Linked DNA regions of Homo sapiens: region 1 is linked to region 2. Evidence: read pairs that join two places in POLR2A ChIA-PET (ENCODE). Cell type or tissue: HepG2. All regions are shown on one strand. Each heading gives the region's core, and the rest is flanking DNA. Links, peaks and the distances in the headings are about the cores only.

Evidence for each region. ChIA-PET counts read pairs that join two places held together with the same protein. Peaks named below come from ENCODE experiments on the same cell type or tissue, not always from the same donor. Only the 100,000 strongest peaks of a DNase experiment are listed, where the experiment ranks them.
Region 1: POLR2A ChIA-PET joins it to region 2 with 10 read pairs; 5 of 35 experiments call an interaction of 5 or more read pairs at or near these places.

The regions. Positions count from the first base shown.
Region 1 is chr2:86,394,454-86,411,535 of GRCh38, reverse strand. No RefSeq gene overlaps it. Among named protein-coding and RNA genes, the nearest start is that of KDM3A, 38 kb to the left of the region's middle. In HepG2, for the core only: a CTCF peak has its summit at 10,868; a DNase peak (open chromatin) is centred at 9,895.
Region 2 is chr2:86,612,107-86,620,106 of GRCh38, reverse strand. The region is part of intron 3 of RNF103-CHMP3 (RNF103-CHMP3 readthrough); the gene reads left to right. RNF103 (ring finger protein 103) reads left to right here. Exons shown (of 4, transcript NM_005667.4): 3 at 7,833-7,948. CHMP3-AS1 (CHMP3 and RNF103 antisense RNA 1) reads right to left here. Exons shown (of 6, transcript NR_183901.1): 6 at 2,658-2,931. Among named protein-coding and RNA genes, the nearest start is that of RNF103, 7.8 kb to the left of the region's middle. RefSeq lists a silencer at 2,766-2,815. In HepG2, for the core only: no CTCF peak of the experiment used is centred there; a DNase peak (open chromatin) is centred at 4,331.

The DNA.
Region 1 (17,082 bases), core at 5,454-13,453, 210 kb after region 2:
ACCTCTGAAGTGTGAATTGTACTACAGTGCTGATCCTGCCTTGAGTCAGGAAGCTGGCTTTTTTTTTTTTTTTTTTTTTTTTTGAGACAGGGTCTCACTCTGTCTCCAGGCTGGAGTGCAGTGGCGCGATCTCGGCTCACTGCAGCCTCCACCTCCCTGGTTCAAGCGATCTTCCTGCCTCAGCCTCCCCAGTAGCTGGGACTACAAGGACGCATCACCATGCCCAGCTAATTTTTTGTATTTTTATTAGAGACGGGGTTTCACCATGTTGGCCAGGATGGTGTCGATCTCTTGACCTTGTGATCTGCCCACCTCGGCCTCCCAAAGTGCTGGGATTACAGGCGTGAGTCACCGTACCCAGCCGGCTTTTTAAAGACATCTTTATTGAGATATACATATACCATACAATTCACCCATTTAAAAGGATACACTTTAATGGTTTTAGTATATTTACAGACATATGCAACAATCACCACTATTAATTTTAGAAGATTTTCATCACATCAAAAAGAAACCCTGTACCCTTAATTATCACCTCCCTATACTCCATCCCTTCCAGCCCTAAGCAACCACTAATCTACTTTCTGTCACTGTAAATTTCCTTACTGTGAACATTTCATATAAATGGAGTCATACACAATATGCAGTCTTTTAAGACTGGCATCTTTCACTTAGCATAATGTTTTCAAGATTCATCCATGTTGTAGCATGTATTTCATTCCTTTTTGTGGCCAAATAATATTCCTCTGTATGGATATACCACATTTTATTTATTCATTCATCAGTTGATAGAAATTTGGGTTGTGTCTACCTTCTGACTGCTATGAAGAGTGCTGCTATAAAAATTTGTATGTTTGTCTAGACACAGGTTTGCATTTCTCTTGTGTATATATTTAGAGGTGAAATTTCTTAGTTATATGGTAACTCTCTGTATAATTGTTTGAGAAAACTGCCAGACTGTTTTCCAAAGTGGCTATACCATTTTACATTCCAATGAGCAGCATTTGAGAATTCTGATTTCTCTAGATGCTCCCCAATACCTGCTCTTCTCTGGACTTTTGATTCTAGACATCCTTGTGGGTGTGAAGTGGTATCTTATTGTGATTTGATTTGCATTCCCCTGCTGACTAATGATGTTGAGCATGTTTCTAAGTGCTCATTAGCCATTCATATATCGTCTTTGGAGAAATGTCTGTTTAGATTTATTGCCCATTTTATAATTGGAATATCTTTTTATTATTGAACTGGAGGAATTCTTTATACATTCTAGTACAAGTCCATTATCAGACATATTATTTGCAAATATGTTCCTCCATTCTGTGGGTATTTTAATTTTCTTGATGGTGTCCTTTGAAGCACAAAAGTTTTTCATTTTAATGAAGTCTAATTTATTTTTTCTTTTATTGGTCACACATTTGGTGCCATATATAAGAATCCATTGTCAAGTCAAAGTCATGAAGATTTACCCCTATGTTTTCTTCTGAGAGTTTTTTGTTTGTTTGTTTGTTTGTTTGTTTGCTTAACAGATGGGATCTTGCTTTGTTGCCTAGGCTGGAAAACATGATCATAGCTCACTGCCACCTCGAACTCTTGGACTCAAGTGATCCTCTCACCTCAGCCTCCTGAGTAGCTACGACTACGGGTGTGTACCACAATGCCCAGCTAGTTAATTTTTTTTGTTTTTGTTTTTGTTTTTGTAGAAAAGGGGTCTCACTATGTTTCCCAGCCTGGTCTTGAACTGCTGGCCTCATGCAATCCTCCCATCTTGGCCTCCCAAAGTGTTGGGATTACAGGCATGAGACAACATACCTGCCTGAGAGTTTTATAGGTTTAGCTTTTACATTTAGGTCTTTGATCCATTTTGAGTTAATTTTTGTATATGGTGTGAAGTTAGCATCCAAGTTTATTCTTTTGCATGTGACTATGCAATTGTCCCAGCACCATTTGTTGAAAAGATTATTCTTTCCCCATTAAATGATCTTGGCACTCTTTTCAAAAATCAGTTGGCCATAGACATATTTATTTATGGACCGTCAGTTCTATTCTATTGATCCCGATGTCTATCCTTCTGTCAGTGCCACACTGTCTTGATTAATGTTGGGTTTTGTTTTGAGGCAGGGTCCCACGCTGTCAGCCAGGCTGGAGTGCAGTGATGCAAACACAGCTCACTGCAGCCTCAGCCTCCTGGGCTCAAGTGATCCTCCCACCTCACCCTCCAAGTAGCTGGGATCATATGTGTGCACCACCACACTCAGCTAATTTTTGTATTTTTTATAGAGACAGAGTCTCACGTGTTGCCCAGGCTTATCTTGAACTCCTGGGCTCAAGCAATCCTCCCACTTCAGCCTCCCAAAATGCTAGGACTACAGATGTGAGCCATTGTGCCTAGCTGATTAATGTTGTTTTGTAGTAAGTTTTGAAATTAGGAAATTTGAGTCTTTTTACGTTGTTCTTTTTTTTTCAAAATTGTTCTATTCTGAGTCCCTTGCAATTCCATATGAATTTTAGAATCAGCTTGTTAATTTCTACAATGAAGTCTACTGGGATTCAGATGGGGATTCAGGTAGGCATTGAATCTATAGATAAATTTGGGAAATATTGTCACCTTAACAACATTGTCTTATTTAGATCTTGAATTTCCTTCAATAATATTTTCTAGTTTTCAGAGTGTAGGTTTTGCACTTGTTTTGTTAAATTTATTCCTGAGTGTTATTTTTGATGCTATGCTAACTGAAATTGTTTTGTTTGTTTGTTCATTTTGAGACAGGGTCTTGCTCTATTACCCAGGCTGGAGTGCAGTACCATGGTGATAGCTCACTGTAGCCTCAACCTCCTGGGCTCAAGCAATCATCCCACTTCAGCCTCCTAAGTAGCCCAAACTACAGGCACATGCCACTACATCTGGCTAATTTTTTGTGTATTTATTTATTTATTTTTGTAGAGATGGGATCTTGCTAAGATGTCTATGCTCATCTTAAACTCCTGGCCAGAAACAATTCTTTGTCTCAGCCTTCCAAAGCACTGAATTATAAGCATGTCCCACCATGCCTGACAAAATTGTTTTTAATTTCATTTTTGGATTGTTCAATGCAAGTATATAAAAATACAGTTGATCTTTTTCTTATGTTATATCCTGTAACCATGCTGAATTCAATTATTAGTTCTAATAGTTCTTTAGTAGATTCCTTAGGGTTTCTATTAATATATATAAGATCTGTGAATAAAGATAGTTTTACTCCCTATCCAACCTGGACGCCTTTTATTTCTTGTTCTTGCCTAATTGCTCTGGCTAAAATCTCCAGTACAATGTTGAATAGACATGGTAAAAGTAGGCATTTTTATCTTGTTCCTGATCTCAGGAGGAAAGCAAAGCACACAGTCTTTCACCATGATGTTAATTGTGGTTTCCTGTAGATGCTCTTTATCAGGTTTAGTTGCCTTCTATTCCCAGTTTTTTAGTGTTTTTATTATAAAAGGGTGTTGGACTTTTTTTTTTTTCTAAGGCAGGGTCTTGCTCTGTTGCCCAGGCTGGAGTACAGTGTCACGATCACGGCTCACTGCAGGCTCAGCCTCCTAGGCTCAAACGATCCTCCCGCCTCAGACTCCTGAGTGGCTGGACCCACAGGCATGTGCCACCATGCCTGGTTTTTATTTTTTGTAGAGACAGAGTCTCACTATTTTGCCCAGGCTTGTCTTGAACCCCTGAACTCAAGCAATCCTCCTGTCTCAAGCTCCCAAAGTGTTGGGATAACAGGCATGAGCCACTGTGCCTGGCCCTAAGGTTTTTATTTTTAAGTTTTGTGGGTACTAAATAGTAGGTGTATATATTTATGAGGTACATGAGATGTTATGATAGAGGCATGCGTGTTTGACTTTTGTCAAATGCTTTTTCTGTGTTTATTGAGACAATTATGTGGTTTTGTTTTTTTACTATTGATATGGTATATCACGTTTTGAATGTTAAACCAACTTTTCATTCCTGGGATAAATCTCACTTGGTCATGGTATATAATTCTTTTTATATGCTTCCAGAGTCTGCTTTTTTGTTGTGCATTTTTGTGTCCATATTTATAAAAGATACTGGCCTGTAGCTTTCTTTTCTTTTGATGTCTTTGGTTTTGGTATCAGGGTAATATTGGCCTCACAGAATTAGTTGGGAAGTGTTCTCTTCTATTTTTGGAAAAGTCTGTGAAGCCTTGGTACTGTTTTTTATAAATGTTTGATAGGATTAGCAGAGTGGCTCTCTGGGCCTGGGCTTTTCTTTGTGTGCAGTTTTATACTACTAATTCAATCTCTTTATTTGTTATAGATCTATGTAGATTGTCTATTTCTTTTTGAGTCTGTTTTGGTAGTTTGTGTCTTTTCAGAAATGTGTCCATTTCACCTAAGATATCTAATTTATTGGCATATAACAGTTCATAGTATTCCTTTACAATGCTATTTATTTCTATGTGGTCAGTAATAATGTTTCCTCTTTTATTTCTGATTCTGATCACTTCAGTCTTCTTTCTTTTTTCCTTGATTAATCTAGCTAAAGTTTGTCAGTTTTGTCGATCTTTCAAAAAACCAAATTGTGGTTTAAGTGATTTTGCAATTTTTCTATTCTCTATTTTATTGATTTCTGGTCTAATATTCAATATTTCCTTCCTCCTGCTTTTTTGGGGTTTAGTTTGATCTTCTTTTTTTAGTGTCTTAAGATGGAATGTGAGGTTACAATTTGAGATCTTTCTTCTTTTTTTTTTTTTTTTTGAGATGGAGTCTTGCTCTGTCGCCCAGGCTACAGTGTAGTGGCACAATCTCGGCTCACTGCAACCTCCACCTCCCGGGTTCAAGTGATTCTCCTGCCTCAGCCTCCCGAGTAGCTGGGACTACAGGCTCCTGCCACTGTGCCTGGCTAATTTTTGTATTTTTTTTTTTTTTTTTTTTTTTTTTTTGAGACGGAGTCTCGCTCTGTCGCCCAGGCCGGACTGCAGACTGCAGTGGCGCAATCTCGGCTCACTGCAAGCTCCGCCTCCCGGGTTCACGCCATTCTCCTGCCTCAGCCTCCCGAGTAGCTGGGACTACAGGCGCCCGCCACCGCGCCCGGCTAATTTTTTGTATTTTTAGTAGAGACGGGGTTTCACCATCTTGGCCAGGCTGGTCTCGAACTCCTGACCTTGTGATTCCCCTGCCTCAGCCTCCCAAAATGCTGGGATTACAGGCATGAGCCACCGTGCCTGGCCAAGATCTTTCTTATTTCTTAATGTAGGTATTTACAACTATAAACTTCCTTCTAAGCACTATTTTAGCTGCATCTCATAAGTTTGGAAATGTTGTGTCTTCATTTTCATTCATCTCAGAGCATTGTCTAATTTCCCTTTGGATTTTTTCTTTGATCTATTGGTTATTTAGGATTGTGTTTTTAAAATTTCCACATAATTGTGAGTTTCCTGAGTTTCTGTTTTCACTTTTTAACATCATTCCATCGTGATGGGAGAACATACTTTGTATTAGTTCTATTCTTTTAAACTTATTGAGGTTTATTTTATGGCTCAGCAGATGGTCTATCATGGAGAGGAATCCATGTACTCTTAAGAAGAATATATATTCTGGTGTTGTTGAATGGAATGTTACATAAATGCCTCTTAGTTTTAGAGTGTTAAGTATTCTACTTCCTTCTCAGTCTTCTGGCCTAGTTGTTCTATTTATTATTGTAAATAGAGTATAGAAGTCTCCAAGTATTATTGAATTTCCTATTTCTCCCTTCATTTCTGTCCATTTTTGTCACATATATTTTGGTGCTCTGTAACTAGGTACATATATGTCTATAGTTGTTATATCTTCCTCATGGACTGACATTTTATAATGATCCTTTTTAAAATCTCTACTAATGTTTTTAAATTTTAAACTCTATTTAATCTGGTAGTAGTATACCCACTCCAGCTTTCTTGTGGTTGCTACTTGCATGCTATATATTTTCTTAATCTTTTACTTTCAATCTATTTGTATCTTTGAATCAAAATATTTCTCCTGTGGACAGCATATAGTTAGATCTTGCTTTCTTTAATCCAGTCTGATGATTTTTTCTTTTGATTGTATTGTCTAATTCATTCACGTTTAATGTTTTTATTTATATAGTTGGATTTATGCATGCCATTTGACTTTTTTGTTTTCTATGTGTCATATGTTTTTTGTTCCTCTATTCCTCCTTTACAGCTTTAATCATTTAAATATTCATTTGATGTATTATATATTCATTAAATACTCATTTAATGCCTCAAATGCATGTTTTTAATGCAGCCATATAATTACTTTAATGATTTTTACTATATATTTTGAGTTATTTCCTTAGTGGTTATTCTAGGGCTCATTATATGCAACAAAACTTCAGGGACAAATTTAGGTTTATGCTAACTTAATTCCAATGAGATATAGAAACATTATTCCTATATAGCTCTATTCCCTTTTCTCTTTTTTGTGGTATTATTATTATACATATTACATTTATAAATGTTACAAACCCAAAAATATATTGTTTTAATCATTATTATATATGTTTTCTTGTGTCTTACAGAAGCTGAGAGAAGAAATGACAATAAGGATTTATTTCATAGGTTTTGTTATATTAATCTTCTTACTGATCACTTCCAGTTCTTTTCATTTGTTTTTCTGGATTTGAGTTACTATCTGGAGTCATTTCTTTTTTACTTTATTTATTTATTTATTTATTTTGAGACAGGGTCTCACTCTGTCACTCAATTTGGAGTCCAATGGCATGATCTCAGCTCACTGCAATCTCCGCCCCCTGAGTTCAAGCGATTTTCCCATCTCAGCCTCCTGAGCATCTGGGATTACAGGCGCCCCATACCTGGCTAATTTTTGTATTTTTAGTAGAAATGGGGTCTCACCATGTTGGCCAGGCTTTTCTTGAACTCCTGACCTCAAGTGATCACTGCCTTATAAGCTGGAGTGAGGGAAATTGGGGTCCCAGTATTCTCAGTGGGTACTACTGCCCAAGGTAGTCTCCACCCCATGAGTGCAAGCTGAGAGGAAGACAGGAGCCCCCACCAGTCAGCCACACTTACTTGGGATATTTGGGATAGGTAACTGAAGGCCAGATGAGAAATACTGATGCCCTTTACCTCCAACTGGGAACTGGGGAGAGAAGGAGCCCTATGTTCTTTGCTAAACCAGTCTGGAGTGGAGTTTCCATCTCACTGAGTTGGGAAGGTGGAGGGAGGGAGCATGTCTGGGTTCAAATATAACAGACTCTTGCTTTTCATGTCAAATTTTATTATATTTTCATTCTTTCTTTCTTTCTTTTTTTTGAGATGGAGTCTTGCTCTGTTGCCCACCTAGGCTGGAGCGTAGTGGCGCGATCTCTGCTCACTGCAGCCTCCGCCTCCTGGGTTCAGGCAATTCTCCTGCCTCAGCCTCCCAAGTAGCTGGGATTACAGGCACGCACCACCACGCCTGTCTAATTTTTGTATTTTTAGTAGAGACAGGGTTTTATCATGTTGGCCAGGCTGGTCTTGAACTCCTGACCTCGTGATCTGCCTGCCTCAGCCTCCCGAGGTGCTGGGATTACAGGTGTGAGCCACTGCACCCGGCCTATATTTTCTTAAATAAATATTTCTTCATTTGCTATATGTCCTTGGGACCATTTCCAGATATTTTAAATGGTTTTTTTTTTAAAATAATTGTCACCAGTTTCACTGAGGAGTGGGTCCACAGTGCCCCTGACACTGTCATGCTAGCAATTTCTCTTCTTTGGCTATGGGCTACTCATGAATGGGGAATGGGAAGGGAAATGATGTCCGAAGTGAGACAGCTCCCATTTGGCTGAGGGCAATTCTCTGGAGAAAAAGTCAGCCATGAGCTGTTAGCGGCCAACTCCACAGCAGCTGGGGGATGGATGTCTTACTCACATAAAGGGATCTGGGTAGGCGACAACAGAGTTCCATTACATCACTCAGAGCTGGGTCTAAGGTGAGGTGATTAAGGCACCCACTCTCAGGGTCACACAAGTGCAGGCTTGATACCTGAGAGGGAGCACATCCTTAAATCGTCCCCCAGTTTCCTCACTTGCTTCACCCTGGCCCTGGCCCCAACACTGCTACTCATCCTTTCATTCCTCCACTAACCATGGCTGTGCCTTTCACCCCACCGATAGCTCCTCCTTGAGGCATAACCAATTCCTCAACCTCCTGTGCATAATATTACCCTGTAAATTCTTCCATTGCAATACATAGGGCATTATATCATTTTTGTGTATGTGTATCTTAGTTTTTCCCTCACATCTTGCTCACTCACTGGACATTGCTCCACAAAGCCAGGAATACAGTCTAATTTTTTCCAACATCTTTAATCCCAAAGCATACTAGGCATTCAATAAATGGTTAACCAAAAAAAAAAAAAAAATGAATAAATGAATAGATGTTGAAAGAATCTAACAAGTCACCCAGTTCCTACTTGACAGTAAATCTATGAAATGCATATTAGAGCTGGATCCCCTCTTCGAGGGCATCTAATCTAGTGCTTCTCAAACTTAAATACAATTTACAATTGTTTTAAACAGAAAAAAAAATTCACAAAATCCCTGAAACTCATTTTGTGGACCCCAAGGTCCTTGTCCCCCAGTTTGAGAAAAGCTCACATATTGTCTTTAGAAATGGTTTAAACGATTTTTGACATTATCATCAAATGAAAGCAGGAAATTAAAAATTGCTCTTGGAACTAGGCCTCCTGCATATACCCCTCAGATCTCACCCCAACCCCTCATTTTAACTAAGTTTGCTACAGCTGGGGACTTGGAGTCTGCATTTCAGTTCTTCCAATGTTTCACTTTGGAGATTGGCAAGTTACTTATCAGAGCCTGTTTCCTCATTCATAAAGGTGCAATAATAACATTGATGTCATGGGGTTGTCACAGCCATTAAATTAGAAAATCCAGGAAAATGCTCTGGAAACTGCCCTGGGCCATACACATTTGTAATTATTGCTCATGGGCAAAGCATGGCACAGAAAGCTTCAGACCTTTCCATTAGCACTTTTGCCAGGCATTGTGGAGATGGGATGGAACCCAGTACAAGAGAATAGGGGATCTTCTCTCCCTGTCTCACATTGCTGGCAAGTCAAGATTGCCTTGTTTGCTCAGCTAGGAAGGATGGAGGCTTCCCCAGGGTACTGTTCTCTACCCTGGGGTGTTGTTCTGTTTCATTCACTACCTTCTTTTTTTTTTTTTTACATAGTTTATTTTTATTTTTATTTTTGAGAAGGAATCTCACTCTGTCACCCAGAGTGGAGTGCAGTGGCATGATCTCGGCTCACCACAACCTCTGCCTCCCAGGTTCAAGCGATTCTCCTGCCTCAGCCTCCTGAGTGGTTGGGACCACAGGCATGGGCCACTATGCCCAGATAATTTTTGTATTTTTAGTAGAGATGGGGTTTCACCATGTTGGCCAGGCTGGTCTCGAACTCCTGACCTCAAGCGATCCACCTATCTCAGCCTCCCAAAGTGCTGGGATTACAGGTGTGAGCCTGTAACACTGTAACACACTAAAATGCACTAAGACAACTTTGTGATGATTAATGTTGGGTGTCAACTTGACTGGGCTAAGGGATGCCCAGATAGCTGGTAAAACAGAGAGCTGGTAAACAGATTAGCATTTGAATCACAGACTGAGTAAAGAAGATCCAACCTCACTCAATGTGAATGGGCATTAATCTATTCATTGAGGGCTCAGATAGAACAAAAAGGCAGAGGAAGAGGGCATTATCTCTCTCTTGAAGTGGAACATCCATTGCCCTTGGACATCAGAGCTCTTGGTTATCAGACCTTTGGACTTTGGGACTTATACCAACTGCCCCCTACTTCTTAGACCTTTGGACTTGGATTATATGTTACAACATTGTCTCCACTGTTCTCAGGCCTTTGGACTCAGACTGAATTACAACACTGGTTTTCCTGGTTCTCCACGATGCAAACAACAAATTGTGGGACTTCTTGGCCTCCATAATCATGTGAGCCAATTATTATAATAAATTTCCACATATATGTATACAGAGAGAGAGAGAGACAGAGACAGACAGAGGGAGAGAGAGAGAGAGAGAGAGAGAGAGAGAGACTGTGCCTGACTTATAATGGCTCGACTTTACAATTTCTTTACTTTACAGTGGTGCAAAGGCAATAGGCATTCAGTAGAAATTATACTTTGAGTACTCATACAACCATTTTCTGTTTTTCACATTCAGTATAGTATTCAATAAATTACATGAGATAGTCAACACTTTAGTATAAAATAAGCTTGTGTTAGATCATTTTGCCCAACTGTAGGCTAGAGTAAGTGTTCTGAGCGCGTGTGAGGTAGACTAGGCTAAGCTATTATGTTCAGGTAGGTCGTGTGTATTAAGTGCTTTTTTTTTTTTTTTTTTTTTTTTTTGAGACAAAATCTCACTCTCGCCCAGGGTGGAGTGCAGTGGTGCAATCTCAGCTCACTGCAACCTCCGCCTCCCGGGTTCAAGTGATTCTCCTGCCTCAGCCTCCTGAGCAGCTGGGATTATAGGCATGTGCCACCACACCCAGTTAGTTTCTGTTTTTAGTAGAGGTGGGATATCATTATGTTGACTGGGCTGGTCTCAGACTATTCACCTCAGGTGATCTGTCTGCCTTGGCTTCCCAAAGTTCTGGGATTACAGGCCTGAGACAACACACCTGGCCCCTTAAGTGCATTTTTTTTTTTTTTACTTATAATATGTTCAAATTATGCCAGGTTTATCAAGATGTGACCCCATTGTAAGTTGAGGAGCATCTATATATCCTATTAGTTCTGTTTCTCTGGAGAACCTTGACTAATGCAAGCCCAGAGCACCCACTGCAGGGTCAGCCTGGAGCTCCCCTCCTTGGGACTTGCTGGAAATTGCACCTTGCTTACCTGCTGTGCTTTTGTTGTGTTGGGGGTTTTCGAGTGGTCTGAGTTAACCAGCTTCTCCAAGAGTGATATTTCCCCTTCAGTTAGATTTGCATCAGACATGAGTCTTAGACACTGTCTAATGCTCAAGGAATTTATTCTGGCAGCACTTTTATAAGACAGGAGCAGGCTGGTGGCATGGGCTAGATACAGTCAGGGGATCAGATGACAAATGACAGAGAGGGTCTCCATCTGGAGACTGTTCTCAGAGTTTGGGGGATCCTTCCCCCTTTCTTATACCTGCATTCAGTCCAGGTCAATTACCTCAGTTACAAAGTGTTTCTTTCATAAATGGAGTTGAAGCTATTCTTGTAAGAGTAAGCTTTGTTTTATGATTTATGAAAGTTGCATCTATGCTGAGGTGGCCTTGTCTCCTGGAAATCCATGGACCAGAGTTGGAAATCTCCAGGTCAGGTTGTAGCATACTACCAAGTGACCAGTAGTACCAGCCCTGCAAGATGCATGAGTGGGCCTTATGGCTGCCATTAATCTTATAGCCATGATATGCCTCTTCCAGTGTACTACACCTTTCCCCGTCCTGCTGCCCCCCACACCCTCAGAGATGTCTTCTGGAATAAGTCGACTGCACAAGACTGCTTCTGAGGAATCTCTCCTAAATGAGGGAAGCCCAACCTTCTTAGTCCCTTTGGGCTGCTGTAATGAAGAGTAATATACTGGGTGGCTTATAAATAACAGAAATTTATTTCTCACAGTTTTCTTAAATTATCTGAATCAAATTTAACAGTTCTGGAGGCCGGAAATCAGAGAACAGGTGCTGGCATGGTTGGGTTCGGGTGAGGGTTTCCTCCAGTGACAGACAGCTGACTTCTTACATCCTCACGAGGGAGAGTGTATTAACTCTCTGACCTTTTCTTATAAGGGCACAAATCCCATTCATGAGGGTTCCACCTTCATGACCTTATCACCTCCTAAAGGCACAAACTGCTAATATCATCACACTGGGATTAGAGCTTCAACATAAGAATTTGTGGGGTGGGGGGACACACACTTTCAGTCCATTGCACCAACCTAGCAGAGACTTTCCAGTTTGGCTTCAGGGACTCCTTCTCAGGCTCCTCTTCACATTTGACACCATGGGCCACTCTCCTTCCAAAGCTCTTTAATGCGACACGGCATTCTCCAGTGTCTGCATTCTCTCTGATGCTCCTTCTCTGCTTCTTTCTCTGGCTCCAAGTACTTCCTCCAGTCACTAAGGGAGTGTTCCTCAAAGTTCCTTTGTCTTCTCTTCTCTCTCTACACTTTTTGACTTGCTGATCTTACTCGCCATCATGGCTCAGCCAGTATCTGTTTTCTCTCCTGAGCTTCAATCTCGCATTACCAACAAATCTCCCATATTACCAACAAATCCTGGTAGCTCGTCTTCACCGTGTCTGGAATGGACTCTTCCTCCAACCTGCTTCCCCTCCCTGTCTCCTAGTTCTGTGAGTTGCTCCTCCACCCCACTTCAGTGTCATCTCAGGCTCCTCCCTCTACTTTGTTCCCCTTCCCAAGCAGTTGCCAAGGCCTCTTGATCTTGTCTCTGCAATTCTTGACTCATTCACTCTCTCCCCATTTCACCACCACCTCAGTAAGTTGAGTCCATATGTAAGTCCAAGACCATCCATGCCTTCTATTTAGTCTTGCATAATTTCTGGTCCTATCCCAAGATATTACAAATGTTGGGACAGATCCTGGGATCCCAAATTTCTTTTTCTGAAAGCATCACTAATGGATTCCATGGCTGTTACATCTGTTTATATCTAGTAGATTCATGTTATCGTGTTCATGTCAGAAGATATTAATACTGGAAATTATAGGCATTAGTGGTCAAAAAAGAAAGAAGCCCTAGACATTTGTGGAATAGAGAGGAGAGATGACTTAAATTCTTTGTACCACAAGCTATGACTTAATAAGTCTCTTAACAAAGGTTACTATAAAGTAAATGAGAAAATACTCATCTCATGGGCATGCATTGAGCTGTAAAACCACAGTAATTTGCTGAAAATAACTGGATCAATATACCTTTTTTATGAAACTTTGACTAAAGTGGTTCATTTATATTATCAAAAAGCAAATAGCTTGTTCCAACTGGGTAAAAGTTATATAAATATATCACCGACACCATCAAAATAGAATTCAAAAAATACCGACTTACTATTTCACTGACTTAATTTCCTCCACTGCAAAATTTAGCATGCATCTGTGTCGTAGGTAATTATTTATCTCATCTGCTCATAATAGCAACATCCTTCTTCCGGGAAACTGCCCCCTAGCCACATGAGTCTGCCATTTGTGATACTCTGTGTTCTGGCCACCAGTGAATGCAGGTGACACAAGTGGAGTATTAACTCCCAAGGGCTTGGTTTGGGCCGGGAATTGACACATGACCTAAGCCTGGCCAATCAGAGTTTTCTTGTTAGATTTTTATCATTCAAACTTGGAAAGGAGAGCTGTGGTTGCACACGGTGTGGATGTAATGCTGGGACTGCCCACGGCCACATCCCTTATCTTATGGAGAAGCCAGTCTAAGAAAACAAAGCTAGCAAGGAGATAAGAACAGAGCCCCAAGGACAGTATGAGAGTCCTGGCGGTTTAAGCCCTGGATCCAGCTGAACCTACTCTTTCTATAGTCTTTCTCCCTGAGCCAATACATTTTACCCTTGTGCCTAAGCTAATTTAAAGAGTTTTGACCAGCAAATCCTTGTAGGCAGAAGATATATTTTCTATCAATCTGTGCCTCTTGGCATCTAGAGCAAGTGAGGGTTTTAGGAAGACCTGCTGATTGATTAAAGACTAATTTATTAGACAATTATCCGAATCAAATTTAACTGAGTCATTTCTTTTCTCCAAGACAGGCATGCAAGTGTGCACGAGCATATGCACATCACATACTCACATACACACACAGACTAAGTTTGGTGGCCAGGCATGGTGGCTCATGCCTATAATCCCAGCACTTTGGGAGGCCAAGGTGGGAGGATCGCTTGAGCTCAGGAGTTTGAGATCAGCCTGGCCAACATAGCAAAACCCTGTCTCTACCAAAAAATACAAAAATTAGCTGGGCATGGTGGTGTGCACCTGTGATCCCAGCTACTTGATAGGCTGAGGTGTGAGAATCACTTGAGCCCAGGAGGAGATCTTGAGATCACGCCACTGCACTCCAGCCTGGGAGACAGAGTGAGACCTCATCTCAAACAAACAAACAAACAAACAAACAAAAATAGACTAACTTTAGCATTCCCCATTTAGCAGACCTGGAGAGTGTGCATGTGTGACCGAGTGTACGTGCACACACACACACAGTCATCCAACTCACACAATACTCTTTTCTAGGAATACAGAAAAGCTTCACAGGTCATACTGGCAAAACCAAGTTGTTTTTTCTTTCTTTTTTTTTTTTTTTTTTTTTTTTTTGAGATGGAGTCTCGCTCTGTTGCCCAGGCTGGAGTGCAGTGGCGCAATCTCGGCTCACTGCAAGCTCTGCCTCCCGGGCTCACACCATTCTCTTGCCTCAGCCTCCCGAGTAGCTGGGACTACAGGTGCCCACCACCACGCCCAGCTAATTTTTTGTATTTTCTAGTAGAGACGGGGTTTCACCGTGTTAGCCAGGATGGTCTGGATCTCCTGACCTCATGATCCACCCGCCTTGGCCTCCCAAAGTGCTGGGATTACAGGCATGAGCCACCACGCCCGACCAAAACCAAGTTTTTTAGGGAATGTTTTCACATTATGTATAAGATGGGGAAGAAAAAGAGTATTATACAGCTTTCATTTTGTTTCAGGGACTGTGCTTTGTGTTGTAATATATTTCCTCTCATTTTCTTACCACAAAATTCTATCAGGTGCACATTATTATCCCCATTTGACAGATGAGGGAGCTGGAGACATGAAGCTCAAGGCCACACAGCTGCTATCTCTATCTGGAATTCAGCATGGACCCTGGCTTGTGGACTATGCTGCCTCCCTGTGGACTATGCACTGCTCCAGAGGCAAAATGGAGACCACAACAATCCATTTCTTGAAACACAGCCTAAGTTTCTAGAATCAAGATAGGTGCATAGCTAAAGTATTTGTCTATGCAAATAGAAACGGGCACAACGGAAAGACCAGGGTCATGAAGGGAAAGTCAGCGAAGGGCGAAGGGGGTGGGGGGCAGAGAGCCAGGAGGTTTGCTGAGGCATTAACCGAGTCCCACGGCTGGCACTGGCTCTAGACTATGAGCTCACCCATACACAATGATCATGGAGCCTGTGCCACCTGATCCAGGGCTTGGCACAGGGTAACTTCTCAGTGTTTCTGACTGAACTGGGGGAGATTTATTGAATAGCATGGGAAGGAGTAGCAGTCCTCAAAATACTGCCTCCAGTGTTTTGTCCACGAAGATGAAGAAAATAACCAGATCTTGCAGCAGCACTGAAAACTACGACCAACAGGCAATCAATAGACAGATAAATTGGGATCTGATTATGAGGCAGATATAACCATTTTGAGGAAAGCACCCAAGCTACAGCTCCTGGTACGAACCCCAGCTTTGCCTTCTGAGTGCTGGATGTAAGTAAGCAAGCTTGATTCTTCCATCTAGGTTTTGTCCTTGGGCTCAGACACACAAAACATAGGAAGAACAAAAGCTGGCATTTAATCCACCCTCTAAATCCCTTGGATATTTATTTATGCACTTTGTGCATTTTTTGTACACTTCCCTTCTCTTTTATACCCTCCATTCTCACATCCCATATTTCTGGAGATAGAGGCTACCAATTCCAGGGAATGGGGCAGTAAGTGAGTCTTGTGTATGTGTATGTTGAGTGGGGGTTGGGGGAAGTGAGTGTGTGTATAGTACATCTTGGGAAGTTAGTTCTAGGAGTAAAGAATTATCGGGCCAGGTGTGGTGGCTCATGCCTGTAATCCCAGCACTTTGGGAGGCCGAGGCGGGCAGATCCCCTGAGATCAGGAGCTCGAGACCAGCACGGCCAACGTGGTGAAACCTAGTCTCTTCTAAAAATACAAAAATTAGCCAGGTGTGGTGGCAGGCACCTGTAATCCCAGCTACTCAGGAGGCTGAGGCAGGAGAATCGCTTGAACTCAGGAGGCAGAGGTTGCAGTGAGCCAAAACTGTGTGGGAGAGACCCAAAGGACCTTGCAGTAGTTCATCCAAGATATTCCATTCATTTAGGGAAACAGAGGAATGCAGACAGGGAGTATGAGAAAGCTGCCATATGGGTAGTGCAACGCTTCCCTGGGAAACAGGCAGGGAAATCAACCTACTCCAAGCTGTAGATTTGAGAAGAGAAACCAAGCACTGTGGAGATGACGACCCACAGCCACCCACCCCCAAATAGTCTGTGTGATCACACCTTGCCTTGTTTGATGCGGAGTGAAGAGAACTGGATTTATAACAACATTTAAAGTGACATTTAAATAATTTAAAACAATATTGGATTTACAACAAAATAATGATTTTTTTTTAACATAGTCTTGCTCTGTCACCCAGGCTGGAGTGCAGTGGCATGATCTCAGCTCACTGCAACCTCCACCTCCTGGATTCAAGCAATTCTCCTGCCTCAGCCTCCCGAGTAGCTGGGATTACAGGTGCGTGCCACCATGCCTGGCTAATTTTTGTGTTTTTAGTAGAGATGGGGTTTCACCATGTTGACCAGGTTGGTCTCGAACTCCTGACCTCGTGATCCACCCGCCTCAGCCTCCCAAAGTCCTGGGATTACAGGCGTGAGCCACCGTGCCCGGCCCTAGCTATCTTTCTTTTATCAATTTCTGATTTAATTCTATTGTAGTCTGAGAGCAGATATTGTGTAGTTTCTGTTGTTTTAAACTTGCTAAGATAGGTGCATGGCCCATAATGTGGTCTGCCATGGTGAATAGAATATATTTTTTACTTTTTAGTATGTGGAAAAACAGTATAATGAACTATATTTTCATCACTAGGCTTCAACTGTTATCAACACATGGCCAATCTTATTTCATCACTGGTTTCTCTCTTCCTGGCTAATTTAAAGCAAATTTTAGAAATTATATCATTTTATCAATAATTGCTTCAGTATATATTATAATGTGGGCATCACCATTGAGAATGTGGTCCTTAGGAATTCAACAAAATCATCCTGTACCAAGACCCACT
Region 2 (8,000 bases), core at 1-8,000:
ACTTTTTGTTTAGAATCCCCAGAAGCAAATCTATTTTAGTTATTGGACCTTTGTTGAATTGAGAAATACACATATATATCCCTTTTATTTAGTGATTTGCACTGTTTCTCTTAGTTTTTATTATCTCCAGTTTTTAATTCAGTGGCCTGAGTAATTTTTATATATAAGTAAGAACCCTAAAGTAAAAGTAAAGGAATCATTGTATTAGGGAAATAGCCAACTTTGTGACTATAGAGGAGCTGTTGTGGAAAATGGTGGGGGTGCTCATTACGTAACTCAGGATGATGAGATTATAATTTTTAACCCTTGTTTTTATGATAGCAAAACTGTGAGACTTAATTAGCATATTAGAATTTTAGAGCTATGATGGACCTTAAAAATATTTTATGCTTTCCAAGATGTAATTTATGGTGAGTGGGCATGCATTATCATTTACATATTTTAATGTAAATTAGAAAAATTATATTAACATAAATTTCATAAATTTTGCTTAGGACAGGACTAAAGTTATTTACATTTTAAAACTGTACATTCAAAGTGACATATCAAGTAAATTAACAGCGTGAATGTGGCTAAAATTATTAATGTAGTCTGTGAATGGCTGAAGCTTGGAAATTATATCAGACTAACCCTTTCTGAGACTCTGAGAGGTGAAGTAGCTTGCCCAAGGTCATGGAACTAGTTGGTAGTATTGAACCAGGATGAAACCCAGGTCTTCTGATTTCTTGACTGGTACTCTTATCATTTCACACTGGAGTGGGCAAAGTTTGATTCAGGGCATGAAAATTAAAACAGTTTCTTCATATTTCTTTCTGAGAGTAAAGACTGCAAAATATGGTAGGAAAAGCTATGAGTTCAGAGACATTAGTTGCAGGTCTGGTACTGTCGCTGTTACAGGTCTGGTACTGTCACTGACTAGCAGTATGATTGTAAATAGGTATATTTTTCTGTTGCACGTGGCCTCAAATAAATACATATACATCTAAAAAGGATAAAATGGTACTGTAGTCCACTGTGCTAAAGGGTTGAGGTTTGGGAATTCTTCCAGAGATTTACATTGTTCATCCATGGCCTTTCTTTATTGTATCCTTCCTATTGCATTTGTCCTTTTACCTTCCGGATAATCTAATTCAGTAATTTTTAAGTTCAGCAATGGGAGAGAATGTGAGAGTATGAGTGTAGTCTATACATTATCTATTTAAATTTTAGTTTATTTCTGTGTCAGTTGGAGTTGAAAAATAAGGTGGAGCTTTTTTAAAGCTTTAATGTATAAGTATATTGTTATTCTGTTTCTTTTCTCTGGTACTTATTTCTAATAGTCTGATTGAGAAAGACACTGGTTTTGATAATTTTAGATTTTATTACTGAGGATGAATTGAATAGCCAGTCCCACTGCCCTGCTTTCAGTGTCTAAATGTCACCCACATTGAATGATCCCATGGAAATAAATGGTGAAGATGTTGCACACCTTTGAAACTTGGAAGGGCTATGTCAAAAGTCTTGAGTTCTTTTGCTATATAGGCTGCTGCCTATAGACAACAAATACATTCTGGTTCAATAGTTAGCAGTATGTTCTTGGCTTGTAAATGATCTACTGTTTTTGATGTCCTGTTAAAGATATCCATGAATTAAGCTCCTGTAATAAATATGTGACAGAATTCATCAAAAGTTTATTCAGTTGTGGGTGTGCCAGGCCCTGTTCTGGGCCCTGAAGATATACCAGAAACACACACCAAGCTAAGGCCTTGCTCTGTCAGGCAGCTCACATTCTAGTTGGGAGAGGCAGACACCAAATAAATAAATATTTAATATAACATCAGTTAGTGGAAAGTAGTAAGAAGAAAAATAAGCAGATTAAGGAGATGAGAGTGGCAAGGAATTCTCTGGTAAGGTGACAAATGAAGTGAAGGACAAATAATGATAGTAAATGGTAGCATTATAAATTCTAGTTGCTAAATTTTTTTTCTCTGAAAATATTTTTAAACCTTATAGGTATTAATAGTTGAAAAACAACTCTTTAAAAATAGAATGTATTTCTGTGGTTTTTCTATGTATGGAAATAATGCAGTAGGACACCTGCTTAATTTTTCCAGTGATGCTCAAGGTTTGCATTGACCACCACTGTCTGGCTTGTGTTCCTTGAGGCCAGTGGCTTACATCTGTCAAATGGCTGGCCTGGTCTGAAAGAACAATCTCTGGCAGGACAACTGAGAAGAATGAGATTGAAACCCTGTCCTTGGCACTGTGAACTAGCCAGCTAAGCCAATCAGCACAGCCACCTTGGTTTAAGCCCTTAAAAGAGGGTTGTACTTTTTAAAACTATGCTTAAAATTGAAAATATCTACTAGAAACAGAAGAGAAATATTGTCTCCATTGCTTGCCATTCTTTCAGCTCAGATCATATATATTAATCTATTGTAAAGGATAACTTTCAAGAATTGTTTTTAACAATTTGAATTGTTGTTATTTTCTGTTTACAGTAGTCCCCCCTTATCTGAGGGGGATGCGTTCCAAGACCCCCAGTGGATGCCTGAAACCGTGGATAGTACCAAATCCTATATAGTCTATGTTTTTTCCTATACATACATACCTGTGATAAAGTTTAATGTGTAAGTTAGGCACAGTAACAACAACAACTAATAAAAATAGAACAATTATAACAGTATACTGAAATAACATTTATGTAAATGTGGTGTCTCTCTCTCCGAATATCTAATTGTATGTAGTATTTTCGGACTGCAGTTGACTGCAGAAAGTGAAACTGAGGGTAAGGGGAGACCACTGTATTTTAGAAGAAGCTGACTAATTTGTTCTCTGTCATTTGTTTTAAGTCTATGAGGAGTGTTTTCATAAATGAAGATGCACAGATGGCAGCCAGTTCAATCCTCTTCATATTTTTAAGCTTTTCCAGGTCCATGTTACGTATAGTCTCTGTAATGTGAACAGAATTTATTTTAGTTTTCAAGGTAGCAACATACATATGACATCTTTACCAATGACACACTATGAAATACATGTAGAACCAAGTGCTCTTTTTTCTAAGTTATTCCTAACATTGTTTTTCTCCTTTGTCCCTAACCCAAGCTCATATCTTTCATTAGCTATTCATTTAACAGTTTTGTGGATTCTTTGGCCCCAGTCTTCATAGCATTACAAATAGAAGATGGTTACTTTTCTTTCAAAAGACCCTTGGTCAGAGAGGCAGATGGCACAGTGGATAGGCTTCTGAAGTGGAGAAGTTAGCATAATTTATGGGTTTTATGGATTTATCCTCCTCCTAACATTTCTGTTTCTCCGTTTTGACTTTTGTCATAGTTCAAAGAAGGACATATTTGTTCCCTACTGGCTGTGTTACATCATATGGAATTTAAAGTCACTGGAATTGAGGTAGCAGTGAGAAGCATCATATGATTTAAAATAAAGCTTTGGGTCAATATTTACTGAAGTATTACATCAATATATTTCCTGTTTGGCTGACAAGAGTTAATAGCTGATTTTAAACTTGTTTATCTTTGCTCCTAGACAAAAGTTTTGTTCGAGGAGATTCTAAATTACGTATTTCTTTCTTGATACTGCTATGGAGGTGAAGCACATAGCAAGCCACTTTATCTTATATTTTGTATTGGTAAAAAATTTTATAAATTCTATGTAAGAATACAAAAAAATTAAAAGACCACTGTTTTTTGTCAATCACTTGTCCTTACTCTTAATGGTTTTATATAGTTTGCATGTATATACTAGGTTGGCTTATGATTTTGAAAGTAGAGACTCCCTATTATAATGAAATACTGAGAATGCAGAAAATATCATAGCACAATACTCTCATTGTTCCAGGGAGTTATGTTACTTAACTAAACCTGGATGTCGTTGTATGGAGATTAACAGTATTAAAAGGGGTATGCCACATGGTTTGATCAGTAATAAACCTCACCTCTAAATAATGGGCATTTTAAAATGCACTGAATTAAACATCTTTATGTCTGACTGAGGTCAAGAACATTAATATGCAGTTGCTTAGCAGGGTACCATTTATGCCACTGTTTGTCCAGAAAACATCTTGGTACAGGTTGCTGGGGAAGGGACTTTGATTATAACAGAAATCAAAAGCTTAAGAGTTTCCTTTAGAGACTCTGTGTAATCAGAACTAGAAGAATGAGTTATTAAACTGTAAGAAGCTGAAATTGTTTGGTTTGACATAAATACTTATTGAGCACCCATATGAGTTGGGCACTGTATTAGCTGCAGGGACTACAGTGGTGAGCAAGTGTGGGGATGCCAGAGGCAGATACCCTGGGAAAGGGAATGGAAAGATTGCTTCACTTCTAGCCTGTATTGCCAGGTCTGTTCCACACCTGGAACTCAAGCTGTACTTTGTCCAGTTTTTTTGTAGTCTTTAAAAATGTTCCCCACATACAGTGTTCCTTCCTGAGCTGCTGAGGAAAATGTCTCCCCTTTTAATGAGACCAGCCATATGAATGCCACTCAGAATCATCATGCATCCTTCTAGGATATGAGCTATAAATTGGGGACTCTTACTGGTATGACATAGTGTGTGTGTGTATATATATTATATATATATATATATAAGGCATATGTATATATATATATTAGGCTGAGAATATTTTGTTGTGCTGTGTGACTCAACCAGATGAGTTATTTTGTGAAAATATTAGCATTTTTATAGTGGTTGGTTAATTTAAACTCCACCAAATTTAATTTATGCTAAACCTTCAGTTGAATTATATAACTATGTAGGACATTGGACACATTTTTAATTGCATAAATATAACTATAAAGTAATATAAAATGCTTTCATGCAATGCCTACAAGATTTTTCATTTTTGTGTAGCTCTGTCAGTCAGGGATCCTTAAACTCTTCAAAACCAAATGCTAGAACACGTTGCTGAATAAATAAGGCCCTGGCATTGAACATTGTCTTGTACCTGCCCCAGGTATGTTCCCAACTCTTTTCACTCACTTCTACTATCTCTGCTATAACCAAGAGGTACCTGGGAAGAACCCCTCTCATTCCTCCTTCTTTTCCTAACATTGGAGCTCTTATCACATGTCTCAAAGATACCTGTGCAGTGAACAAGATCTTCACTGAAAGATGCCTCCAGACTTAGGAACTAAATATTTACACTGGCGAGGCAACCTCTAAACTCCTTGGAGCAGTGTCATTCTGCACACAGACCTGAAATGTTTGGGTTATTTGCAACCTTGATCAAGAAATGGGATAATGCCTGAAAAGTGAGTTATTTTTAAAAGAGGGCAAAGAGTAGAGAGTATGGTAGTATGATTGCACAGATACTTCTTAATCTTCCTAAGGAATCTGAAAAATAAGTTAAACTTGTCTTTGATTATTTGACCAAAAGAACTACCAGATTGACTCTTGAGTGGTAGCAATAAAAATAAAATAAAATAAAGAACAAGAGGCAATAGGCGCCTGCTTTGCTTGATCTTCCTAATTTTCTAGGTACAACTTTTTTTTCTCTCTTTTTTTTGAGATGGAGTCTTGCTCTGTTACCCAGGCTGGAGTGCAGTGGCATAATCTCGGCTCACTGCAACCTCTGCTTCCCAGGTTCAAGCGATTCTGCTGCCTCAGCCTCCCAAGTAGCTAGGATTACAGGTGTGCACCACCACGCCCGGCAAATTTTTGTTTTTTTTAATAGAGGCGGGGTTTCGCCATGTTGGCCAGGCTGGTCTTGAACTCCTGACCTCAAATGATCCACCAGCCTCAGCCTCCAAAAGTGCTGGGATTAAAGGCATGAGCCACTGTACCTGGCCTTCTAGGTAAAACTTATAAAGTACTTTTGGACCAGAGAAAAATGTAAAGCTAGGGACTTACTGGGTAGGGAAACGTGTGAGCATCCTTCAAAAGAGCTTTCACCTATTAAGTGCATGTCCCCAGATTGCCTTCTTCCTGGTTACTTCAGCTGTCTGAGTATTTGAATAAATTGTATCTGCCTCAATAAGACCACTTATTTTCATTAAAAAGTACTATCAAAACCATGGTTGGGTGCAGTGGTTCATGCCTGTAATTCCAACACTTGGGAGGCCGAGGCAGAAGGAACCCTGAGGCCAGGTATTTGAGGCTGCAGTGAGCCATGATTGAGCCATTGCACTTCAGCCTGGGGAACAGAGTGAGACCCTGTCCCTTAAAAAAAAATGTAATATCAAAACCATTTGCTTAATGCCCTAAATTGTGTATATGTATTCATTAAGCTTCAAACTTATGTGATAAGATGTTATGTATGCACGTGTGTCTCGGTAAGTATGAGGATGGTAGTGGAGTGTCACAGAGGTTATTTGGCACATAAAGTGAACTTCAAGTCACTTGTCATCACAATGTGCTGTTTCTTCTGCTGCCCTCTGACATTTGTTAGACGTTCTAGCACAGAGGCCACAGATGAGGTGGCTGCACCACCTCTTGCGTCTCCCAAGGAGTTGACTGTCAGCACTCATTTTACACACCCACCTGCAACTTCACTTCCTGGAGGCTTTGTGAGTGTGAAAATGGTCCTTCCTCCCAGAAAGAGTAGAGGCCCCCAGAGTATTATGTTGTAATTTTGAATTGTATAGTATCAGAAATATAACATTTATGAAAATAAACTTGGCCTATATACCCTGGACTTAAACAGATGGTTTCATGATGACTTTAGACATTTTTGGCTTTCCTTTAACTTCCCATTTAGTTATTTTTATGGTCTTGTTTTTAATGTTTTTTGGTTTTTACTGGTATCTGCATTGAAATTCTGCCTTCATTAAAGGCAGGAAGATTAGGAGATAAAGGGAAAAGGTGGTAATGATTAGAAAGGCTGACACTTATAAGAGAAGTCTTGACATATTTTGAAGGTCTTGCTCTGTCACCCAGGCTGGATTGCAGTGGTGCAACCTCTACTCACTGCAACCTCCACCTCACAGGTTCAAGTGATTCTCATGCTTCAGCCTTCTGAGCAGCTGGGACTATAGGTGCCTGCCACCATGCCTGGCTAATTTTTGTATTTCTAGTAGAGACGGGGTTTTGCCATGTTGGCCAGGCTGGTCTTGAACTCTTCGACTCAAGTGATGCATCTGCCTCGGCCTCCCAACATGTTGGGATTACAGGCGTGAGCCACCACACCTGGCCTCTTTTTCTTTTCTTAAGAATCTTTTGCTTTTCCTAATCCTAATTGTGTTTGAAAGCTCTTGCAAATTTGAAGTACAAGTTCAATAATGTAAAATTCATTACATTAAAGAATGAATAAGAAGAATGGTAATTCTTATTGTATGTTAGAGCCGTTCATGATTAAGCAAAAAGCCATAGAACTAGTAGTATTTATTGATTTAGTCAAAGCACCCTTTAATAGAAAACATGTGTTTGACTCTTGGCTCCATAATTATACTTTTTAAAAAGTGAAATTTGAACTTGTTGAACCTACATGTGATAATTTTTAGTAAGCTCTATTTGGATTATTGTTTAAAATTTTCTTTTCAGAGCAAAGAGAAATTATTCCAAGGGCCATTTTCTTCCTGTGTAACTTAATTAGAGAGAAGAGGCCACATGGTGGAGAATGTGGCTAGCCTTTTAATACAGTTTTGACTCCCTCCCTCTCTTTGTAACTGCCACAGAGTGTGGGAGAGTTTAATTTACGTTTCAGTGTTTCAAGTCTTTTTCCTATTGGATAGTTGCTCCTTCTATAAGAATTGTAATGATAATGTGATGATACAGTAAACAAGAACTGGGAACAGAATATCTTTTTTTTTAAGTGAAATTATATTGTTGATGTAAACGGTTGGCTTGACTCCATTTTAGGTAATTCAAGTTTCTTTTTCTCTATTTTTGGGAATAGGTCATAGCAAATGACAGAAGTCCCTTGGTGGGCAAAATTCACTGGGAGAAAATGGTTAAAAAGGTGTCAAGATTTGGAATACGTACAGGCACATTTAACTGTTCCAGTGATCCCAGGTAAGTTGATTAGGCAATTCTTAGAATTTGAGTCCTGACCAGGATCTTTCTT